Linked DNA regions of Homo sapiens: region 1 is linked to region 2. A link is a contact called in ENCODE POLR2A ChIA-PET data. All regions are on one chromosome and are shown on one strand. Each heading gives the region's core, a stretch centred on a gene start or an enhancer-like site at or near the end of the contact. The rest is flanking DNA. Distances are from core to core; before and after follow the strand shown. Region 1 holds the start of ARHGEF2-AS2 (ARHGEF2 antisense RNA 2). Region 2 overlaps GOLPH3L (golgi phosphoprotein 3 like).

Region 1 (4,527 bases), core at 1,683-4,182, 5.3 Mb before region 2:
AAGAGGGAAGCGCCAGAGTGAGTCAGGACATTGCCTCGCTCAGCCTTTCCTCCCCACGTCTGTCATCCTGTCTTCCTCTGTTTCCCTCTCCACCATCTCCTGCTACATCTTCCTTCCACCTTCATGAATGTGTGGGCCTGCTTCACTTAATCTCTTTCTCCATAAGCAGTAAACATCAGGGGGTGGGGCTGGAGAGAAGCTCAGTCAAGCAGTGAGAGAAGGAAGTAGCTTAGTCCCTCCTACTTGAGTAGCATTGCACACTTGATGAAACACTTTCAACTCATTTAATTCTTATAACAATTCTGGCAAAGATAAGTATTTCAATCTCAATTCTACAGACAAATACTTAAAGGTTAGTTACTTTGCCCAAGATCTCACAGCTCATAAGAGGTGGCGCCGTATTAGAAACTCAGGGCTTTGGCTGTGTATTGCCACTGTTTCTCTCAATAGCCGTAACACAACAGTTCATTCCCTCTCATCCTTCCCTTCTTCCAGCTTCTGGCTGGATGGCCACTTAAGGCAATTTGGCCTTAATCACCTCCTCCCAGAATATACAAGGTCCAGACCAATAGAAGAAAGAAGAAAAACAAACCACCTTGGGACAGTGTAGAGCTTGGGCTTGGGTATCCTCGGGAGACCCATCTCTTCTCCAACTGGCCGAGACTTTGGCAACCAGGTTCTTCCCTGGGACCTCCTCCCTACCCCTGAAATGGGAGGGACACATTTCGTCAAGTTAAATGGGCTAAAGAAGGTGATGGCTATTTTTAGATCCTGGTAGAAATGTTTGTTTCTGTGTATCTAAAAAATTATTTCTGAAAATCTGGAAGATATCACTGGATAGGAGTAGAGGGGGCGCTGGAATGAAGAAGGGTCTTGGAAAAGGGGGGCAGGTGACACCAAGGAGAAGGGAAAAGTGTTCATTGTTCAAGAGGATATAGAAAACGGAAACTGAGTCAAGCTGCAGGCCAAGCTCACTAAACACAGGTGTTTTTAAAGGCAGAACACTTTTCTTTTCCCTGTCCCTAGTCCCTTTCCTTGTTATTCATCTCCTAAGGGGAAGAAGAGGGCATAGGGTGAGGGGTAGGGTAACAGCAGGTGGGATGGAAAGTAGACTGAAGGTTGGGGTGGGAGACAGAAAAGAGTTGGAGGGTCGGGTCCTCTTCTTTCATAGAGACCTTCTTAGTTGAGTTGAGGGACCATGAGGTCGCTTGAAAAACCCCAGGGTTCAAATTCTATGTTTCCTGGGTACCCAGGCTGGAGTGTGGCCCTTTAAGATTCTATCCATAGCTTGCAGCACCCTCCTGCCCCAGGCCTGGGAGAGAAGCTGAGGTCCCACCCCAGATCTTGTCTCTGGGCCTCCAGTGGGTGGAACCTTGAGGCCAAGATTCTAGCCTCTGGCTGTCTGTTTTTAAATTTAGTACATTCCTGAGTCTTGGCTGCCCACCTCAGGGGAGGTGAGTCTGGAGTTCTGGGGCCAGGAGCCTCAGGCCTCTTGGTTTGGGGGAGTTCCTACACCCTCCCCGTAGGTATACTTGGCAGGTGCAAGCCAGGAAGAACAAGCTGTGGCCCTGGGGAAGTCCTTCCTGCTTTCTAATGTCCATCCAGCCTGAACTGGGCACGGTTTATTTCCTCTTCCTTTTTCCTGGTCTTTGCTATTTAAGGATTCTAAACAGGGGAATGGGTGAAGAAGGAGGTGAAGGAGTTGCTAGGAAGGAGGGGAAGCCGGAGGGGCAGTGTGGGGGTAGTGCTGGGGGTGAGGAGCCCAACCAGCTCAGCCAGTGGTGAGGTAGTGGAGCCCAAAAATAGTGGCAGAGGCTAAAATTGGCACCTACAAGAGTGCTGAGTTGGGCTTGAAACCTGCAGCCTGGCCCCACTGCTGAGCCAGGGCAGAGAACTGCTGGATCTGGGTTGGGTCTCCCCTCCCTCCCTTCTTCTCCCACGCCCTTTGGGGCCAGAATCAGGCAGGACCCTGCTAACCGAAGGCTCTGTCCCAGGCCTCTCTGTGCTTCTGGTTTCTCCAGAGAAATGGGAGACCCTGAGAGGCAGAAATGAACTTCACTGTAAGTGATCATAGTTAGACTGGAGGAGGAATTTTCCCAATAGCAGGAAACTCACCCAAAGGCTGGCTCAGGCTGGGGAAAAGGGTCCAGAGAGATGAATGCCCCACCTTACCCTGCTTCTTGGGGAGAGGCTGGTTGGGCCCTAACTTTCTTTGACTAGGGCAGGCTGGTTTCTGGTCTTTCAGTTCCGGCTTAACTTGCAACAGAGAGAACTGCAGTTAGACACATGGAAGGCCTTCGGTAAAAGTGGAGAATCCCAACCTAGTCCCCCAAAGTAGCTGGCAGAGGCGGAGCTAGGAGGAGGGCAGAGTGGGGTCAGGAAGGCCCCAGAAGGGTGGGGCATGTGGGAGAATTCTCTCCTCTCTGTTCTTCGACCTCTGGGAGTGAATCCTACCCTTCCCGTGTACTGAAGATCCAGCGTTTAGTTCTCCTTTGATTTCCTCTCCCTCTGGCCACCCCTGCCCCCAATCGTAAAAGGGGTCAGTCTGCTCAGGCCTGCTTTGATGGGACCCCGAAGGCCAGGAAGGAACTGGTCCTGGGTTTTCTAAGAGCTGGGGGCGGATGGAATTCTCCTGCCTGCGGGTCTTTAAAGACTGAGGTAACGCAGTAGGGGAGGGAAAAAGGGAGGGCGAGGGGAGAAGGGAAGAAGGGGAGGGCAGAGGGGAAAGGGCCAACCTGGGTCCGGCGAGGGCTGCGGGGCTGGGTTTTAGGAAAAGAAGAGCTAAGAGGCGGGTCTCTGGGGCTAGAGGGCGCCCCCAGGCGCTGGAGGGGAAATAGGCAGAGGGGCCTCTCAAACCTGTCCTAGGACCCTCGTACCTCTCCGAGCTGCCCCCACACAAACCCTGGCGTCCCGTCCTGCGCGCGGGCACCCCGCCCTCCCTCCGCTCCGCCTACCCCCTTCCTGAGCTTGGGCGGGGGAGGAGACTCGGGTTTGAGGAACTGGTGCTGGGTGCCGGGCGAGGGGAGTCAGACTTCCTGTCCCCGAGACCAACGCGTGCGGGCCGAACCCCTCCCCCCGCCTTCCCCCAACAATACAGGACGCCGGGGTCCGCGCCGCGTCCTCCCTGGTCCCCCCGTCCGATTATGTCTCGGATCGAATCCCTCACGCGGGCGCGGATCGACCGGAGCAGAGAGCTGGCGAGCAAGGTGGGCTCGGAAACCCCTCTCCTTTCGCCGCGGTCCTCGGGTGCTCCCCGAACCCCGGCACCCGCGGTGCATCTCCTGTCTCCCCGCCTGCTTTCTGGGCGCCAAAATCGGGCGGAGCGGTGGATCGGCGAGCGGCGGGACGGGGTGGGTGGGGACTGCGAGCGAGTGGGTAGGGGTGGGGGGAGCGGCAGACGCGACGGTGCTGGGATCCCGGGAGGGAGCGGAGCGGACCTGGGCTTGGTCGCCTCCAAGCCGGCGGGACCGAGTGCTTTAGGCCGCTTGAAAGAAAGTTGCTCCGGTAAGGGACGGAGCGGGAAGAGGGAGGTGTGTGTCTCGCGGGTGGGGGCGGTGGAAGCTCCGGCACCTCCTCTCACCCCGGGCCCCACCGGCTTGGGCTTGGCGTGGCGACCCCCCATCACTCCCCAATCGCTGGCTTGGTCGTTCCCCCTTTGTCCCCGCCATCCGGCGGAGGGGACGGGAGGGGGTGGTTTCCCGGCTTCCTCCCACCACCACCACCACCCCTCCAAGACAAAAGTCAGCTCCTCCTCTCCTCGCAAATGGACTTTCCAGCTGTGATTCAGTTCTCCCCTCTGGGTGGGCGGGTGGCTGGGGTCGGGACGGCCGAGGGACGGCTTACTTCCCCCAAACCATCACCTCTAGGTGAAGGGAGCAGAGGTCTTTGTGTAGCTGGGCTCCTTTCCTCCATCCTGAGCCCTTCTGCCTGGAACATAGGGCCTCCATCCCTATCTGCCCCGCCAGCCTCCTAGCTCTTCCTTCTCCCAACCTGAAACCCTTAGGCTGACACACCTGGCACTATGCATTGTGTTCCCTGCCCTTCCTCCTCCTCCCCCAGCGCTCTCATTCTCTTATCTGCTCGTCTTGGGGTCCCTTCACCTAGCATTTCATGAGTCTGGGTGTATAATTATCCACACGCCTCCCCCATCATGACCTCTTGGCCACTCCTCTCCAAGTACCCTTTATCCCTGCCTTTGTACCCAGCCCCATTCCCAAGTGCCCTGACCTTTCCACACCCAGACCCCAGGAAATGATGAAGCTGACTTGCAGGTGAATAAGTCAGAGCTGAAAGGAAGGTGGTGCCTGCAGACAGCACCTCCCAGCTCCTTTGGGGCCCCCGCACTGTACCCATTATCAGAAAGGACAGGTCCCAGCCCAGAGTTGGTTTAATCTCTGGCTTCTCTCCAACCTGAGTGCCCTACTACCCTGGTGCCAGCCTATGCTGATCACCAACTTCAGCCAAGGGAGCAGTACCCCTTAGGAGTCCTTAAGGGTGATGGAAAGCCCTCCCCTCCACCTCCCTGGT
Region 2 (4,621 bases), core at 460-2,959:
TAGTTTCTACCCTCACTTTGAATAAGTCTACTCATTCTTCTGGCCTGCATTTTTTCTAATGGGAAGTCAGTTATTAAGCTTACAAAGTTCCACTGTGATGTGATAAGTCATTTTTCTCTTCTGCTTTCATGATTTTCCACTTATTTTTGGTTTTCAACATTTTTACTATGATGTTGGATATGGGTCTCTTTGTGTTCATCCAACTTGGAGTTTGTTGAACTTCTCCAATGTGTGGTTGAGTGTTTTTCATCACGTTTGGCAAGATTTTAGCCATTACTTTCTTGAGTATTTTTTCTGCCTCTTTCTCTCCTTTCCTTCTGGTGCTTCCATTTTATGTATGTTCATCAAGTTGATGATACTTTATATTTCTCTGAGTCTGTTCATTTTTCTTCATTCTCTTTTCTCCTTGTTCTTCATATTACATAATTTCTTTGATCTCTAAGTTTGCTAATTCTTTATTTTGCCAGCTCAGATCTCTTGTTGGATCCCTTGAGTGATTTTTTCATTTTGTTTGTTGTACTTTTTTTTTTTTTTTTTTTTTTGAGTTTCGCTCTGTCGCTGAGGCTGGAGTGTAATGGTGTGATCTTGGCTCATTGCAACCTCCGCCTCCTGGGTTCAAGTGATTCTCCTGCCTCAGCCTCCTGAGTAGCTGGAACTACAGGCACACACCACCATACCCGGCTAATTTTGTATTTTTAGTAGAGACAGGGTTTCACCATATTGGCCAGGCTGGTCTCAAACTCCTGGCTTCAAGTAATCCGCCTGCCTCAGCCTCCCAAAGTGCTGGGATTACAGACGTGAGCCACCATGCCCAGTCTGTTGTACTTTTAAACTCTAGGATTTCTAAATGGTTTTTTTGTTTTTGTTTTTTTGAGATGGAGTCTTGCTTTGTTGCCCAGGCTGGAGTGCAGTGGCACTATCTCAGCTCATTGCAGCCTCCACCTCCCAGGTTCAAGCGATTCTCTGCCTCAGCCTCCTGAGCAGCTGGGATTACAGGTGCCCACCATACCTGGCTAATTTTTGTATTTTTAGTAGAGATGGCGTTTCGCCATGTTGGCCAGGCTTGTCTTGAACTCCTGGCCTCAAATGATCCACCCACCTCAGCCTCTCAAAATGCTGGGATTACAGGCGTGAGCCACCGCACCTGGTCTAAATGGATCTTTTTTATAATTTCTGTCTTTATTTATATTCTCTATATGATAAGTCATGGTTTCCCTTAGGTCTTTGAACATATTTATAAAAGCTGCTTTATAGTCTTTGTAAAGTCCAACATTTTAGCGTTCTCAAAGGCAGTTTCCATTGCCTGCTTTTTTTCTTCTGAATGGGTCAATGGGTCACAATTTATTCTTTGTATACTTCATACTTTTTTGTCAAAAACTGGACATTTTAGATAATTGTGCAACTCTGGATACTACACTGCAGCTGTCCCCAACTTTTCTGGCACCAGGACAGGTTTCGTGGAAGACAGTTTTTCCACTGGGGTGGGAGACGGGGGGATGGTTTCGGTATGATTCAAGTGCATTGCATTTATTAGAGTCTCACAAGGAACATGCAACCTAGATCCCTCCCATGTGCAGTTCACAATAGGGTTCACACTCCTGTGGGAACCTAATGCCACTGCTGATCTGATGGGAGGCAGAGCTCAACTTTACTCACCCATGGCTCACCTCCTGCTGTGCAGCCGGGTTCCTAACAGGCTGCAGACCAGTACCAGTCCATGGTCCAGGGGTTGGGGACACCTGCTATACTGGTTTCTCCTTCCCACTAGAGGTTGATTGTGTTGTTTGCTTGGTAATTTGTTTCCTTAGTGACTTGCCTGCAGCAGCTCTCTGAAGTCTGTTTCTCTTGTAGTGTGCAGCCTCTGATGTCACTGCTCATATTTTCTTGTTTTTATCTTTTGGCCTAACTCCCTGTGTGTTGCCAGTGGGTCAGTAGAAGCCACTTATTAGTCAAAGGTTGTGCTTAAGACCTTTTAGCCAATTAAATTTTTTTATCCTTTACTGTTGGATATGTGTGTGTGATTTTGACATAGCCATCACAAATCAGGGAGTTTACATTTTGCCCCACATTCAGTGAGGAACTAGCAGCTTGGAAGTTCCCTCTCTGATTTCTTCTCGGAGAGAGTACATCCTTGGACATACACCAGGGATGTATGTGATTTTTTTAATTTTATTTTTATTTTTTATTTTTCATTTCTTGAGATGAAGTCTCACTCTGTCACTCAGGCTGGAGTGCAGTGGTACAATCTCAGCTGACTGAAACCTCCGCCTCCTGGGTTTTCCTGCCTAAGCCTCCAAGTAGCTGGGACTACAGGCGTGTACCACCACACCCGGCTATTATTATTATTTTTAAGCTTAGCTTTCTAGGAGTTGCCTCTGAGTTAGGGTAGCTTATTGTTCAGCCAGTGTTGGTTCAGTGGTTGTGCTTTAGCCCTTGGTGCCAGTGAAGCATCCACCCTTTTTTGATAGATCTATGTGTGGTCTGGGGAATACTCTCAAGTCAAGCCCCACGTCCTGCTCTGATTGCTCCTGAGTGGGTGCAGCCTGGTGCAAGCACACAGTCTTCCCAACCCCCAGTGTTGGTCATGATTCCAGAAGGACTTTTCTTGGCTTTCTGTTTCTCTGGTTCTGCCTGTTAAACTTCTGGAGGCTTTGCCATTTGGGTTTGTCATACCAGTGCCATAGAGCTAGCAGCACCTTGTAATTGCTCTCCACCAAGATCTCTATGGTTTTCAACACCCTTAGGCATAGAATTCTCCACACTGTGTTCCAAATAAAGTCAGTCCTCTCAGGCAGAGCTTTGGAGCTCTTCATTCTTCAGGCCTTCCTTCCCTCCTGGGCAGAACTTCTGCACAAGGGCCCACTTCTCCTACAGTGATACCCACCTGCTGTATGAGTAGGTGCTGGGGGAAAGAGGTGTTAGCCCCTGGTCTTCTTGACTTGCCTTTTCTGTTGCAGAATCTCTAATCTACGAACAAGCTGGAATGGGAGCAATTGAAGTCTAAATATTGTCAGCCTACCAGGCCTGGGATAGAGCTTCTGCTCTACAAATAGGGTAGGGAACCTCAGTCCTCTTAGCTTCACCAGCAAATAGAACTTCCACAATATAGAGTAGAAATCATCTGGGAGAGACTGGTGTCCTAAATAGAATTTGAAAAATACATAAATAATTACAGTGTCACAGAGGTCACATAAGAACAGAAATAAAGTCTATAAGCTCTAGCAATATGGAAGTCCTTGGTGACATTTTTTGAAGCTGGTTTAATGTGAAATGTGGTTGGAGTCAAAGCCAGATTATAAAGGACTAAGGATTAAATGAATTGAGGAATGAAGATTATGCTTTTAAACATTTTAGCCATTCAAGTTTCCAAACAACTACATGTTTCATTTTGCTTTTCTCTTTCAGTTCATTATGTCCTATTTCTTTTTTCTCATAGGTGAGACCTGGAACCCCTTCAAATTACAGTACCAGCTGAGAAATGTACGAGAGCGCATCGCAAAGAACCTAGTAGAGAAAGGTATTCTAACCACTGAGAAGCAGAATTTCCTGCTATTTGACATGACTACTCATCCAGTGACCAATACAACAGAGAAACAGCGACTAGTGAAAAAACTTCAAGATAGTGTACTAGAGCGGTGGGTAAATGACCCTCAGCGTATGGACAAGCGAACACTAGCACTCCTGGTGCTAGCCCACTCCTCTGATGTGCTAGAGAATGTCTTCTCCTCTCTGACAGATGACAAGTATGATGTGGCAATGAATCGAGCCAAGGACTTAGTAGAACTGGACCCTGAAGTGGAAGGGACAAAGCCTAGTGCCACAGAAATGATCTGGGCTGTGCTGGCAGCCTTCAATAAATCTTAAAGCCGGCAGGTGGATTTCTCCTTTTCCCCTGCTGGCTGGTGACTGTCAGAGACCCCATCACTGAGTTTTGTGTGATGAGATGTTTTCATCATTTTTGTTTCCTTTTCTTGAATCAGACTTGTGATTTGGGGAGAGCAACTTCAGGGCTTCTCCATAGACCTTGACCATTATAAGCAGACCTTATTTCTCCCTACACTTCCACTCCATAGGTAAATAAACTGGGTGAAGCCACACACACCCAATGAACATTTTCTCCCATTTGGTGGTTTAGTTTCACCCAGTGTGCTTTTGGATAAGCAGAAATATCTAAATGGGATTTTGAGTTCTCCAGCTATAGAATGTGAATGAGATAAAAAGTGAACTATCTATTATATTTTTCTGAGTTTGTTTTCTATCATAAATACATGTTTTCACAGCCTTTGTCTCTCAGACTCTGCTAAATAATGTAGCTTATTGAAATAACTGTCGCTGAATAAGGAGCAATGAGAAACAAAACTAATTTTTGGAGCAGATGGTCTCTGGAATTGCATATCCTGCTAGTGATTTTCTCATCTTTCCTTTTCTAACCTAATGAGAATGTCCCAGATTCAATTACCTGGATGTCAAAGTCCTAGAGCCAGAAATATATTCTCTCATCCCTCTTAGCATTCTCTTGCTCCCTCATTCACTAGGGCAAATGTCTAAATGAAGAAAAGTCTCTCTCAACACCTCGTTCATGCAATCAGCATTAGAATTTGTAAGGAAGGAAGGGGGGTGG

Evidence for each region. ChIA-PET counts read pairs that join two places held with the same protein, here RNA polymerase II (POLR2A).
Region 1: POLR2A ChIA-PET joins it to region 2 with 10 read pairs in naive thymus-derived CD8-positive, alpha-beta T cell. The contact joins the promoter of ARHGEF2-AS2 here to the enhancer-like site in region 2. POLR2A ChIA-PET finds 5 or more read pairs at or near these places in 2 of 52 experiments (WTC11 and naive thymus-derived CD8-positive, alpha-beta T cell).

What each region holds. Positions count from the first base shown.
Region 1 is chr1:155,977,044-155,981,570 of GRCh38, reverse strand. It overlaps ARHGEF2-AS2 (ARHGEF2 antisense RNA 2), which reads right to left and starts at 2,932. Exons shown (of 3, transcript NR_183460.1): 1 at 2,877-2,932; 2 at 2,116-2,251; 3 at 1-704. It overlaps ARHGEF2 (Rho/Rac guanine nucleotide exchange factor 2), which reads left to right and starts at 3,024. Exons shown (of 22, transcript NM_001162383.2): 1 at 3,024-3,206. The coding sequence starts at 3,144. RefSeq lists enhancers at 1,830-1,879, 1,267-1,888, 2,350-2,419 and silencers at 2,760-2,809, 2,870-3,029.
Region 2 is chr1:150,647,564-150,652,184 of GRCh38, reverse strand. It overlaps GOLPH3L (golgi phosphoprotein 3 like), which reads left to right. Exons shown (of 5, transcript NM_018178.6): 5 at 3,437-4,621. The coding sequence ends at 3,864. Among named protein-coding and RNA genes, the nearest start is that of ENSA, 20 kb to the right of the region's middle. Within about 2 kb of position 1,709, at least 5 of the 41 ENCODE cell types and tissues checked have a DNase peak (open chromatin) inside an H3K27ac peak, as active enhancers do.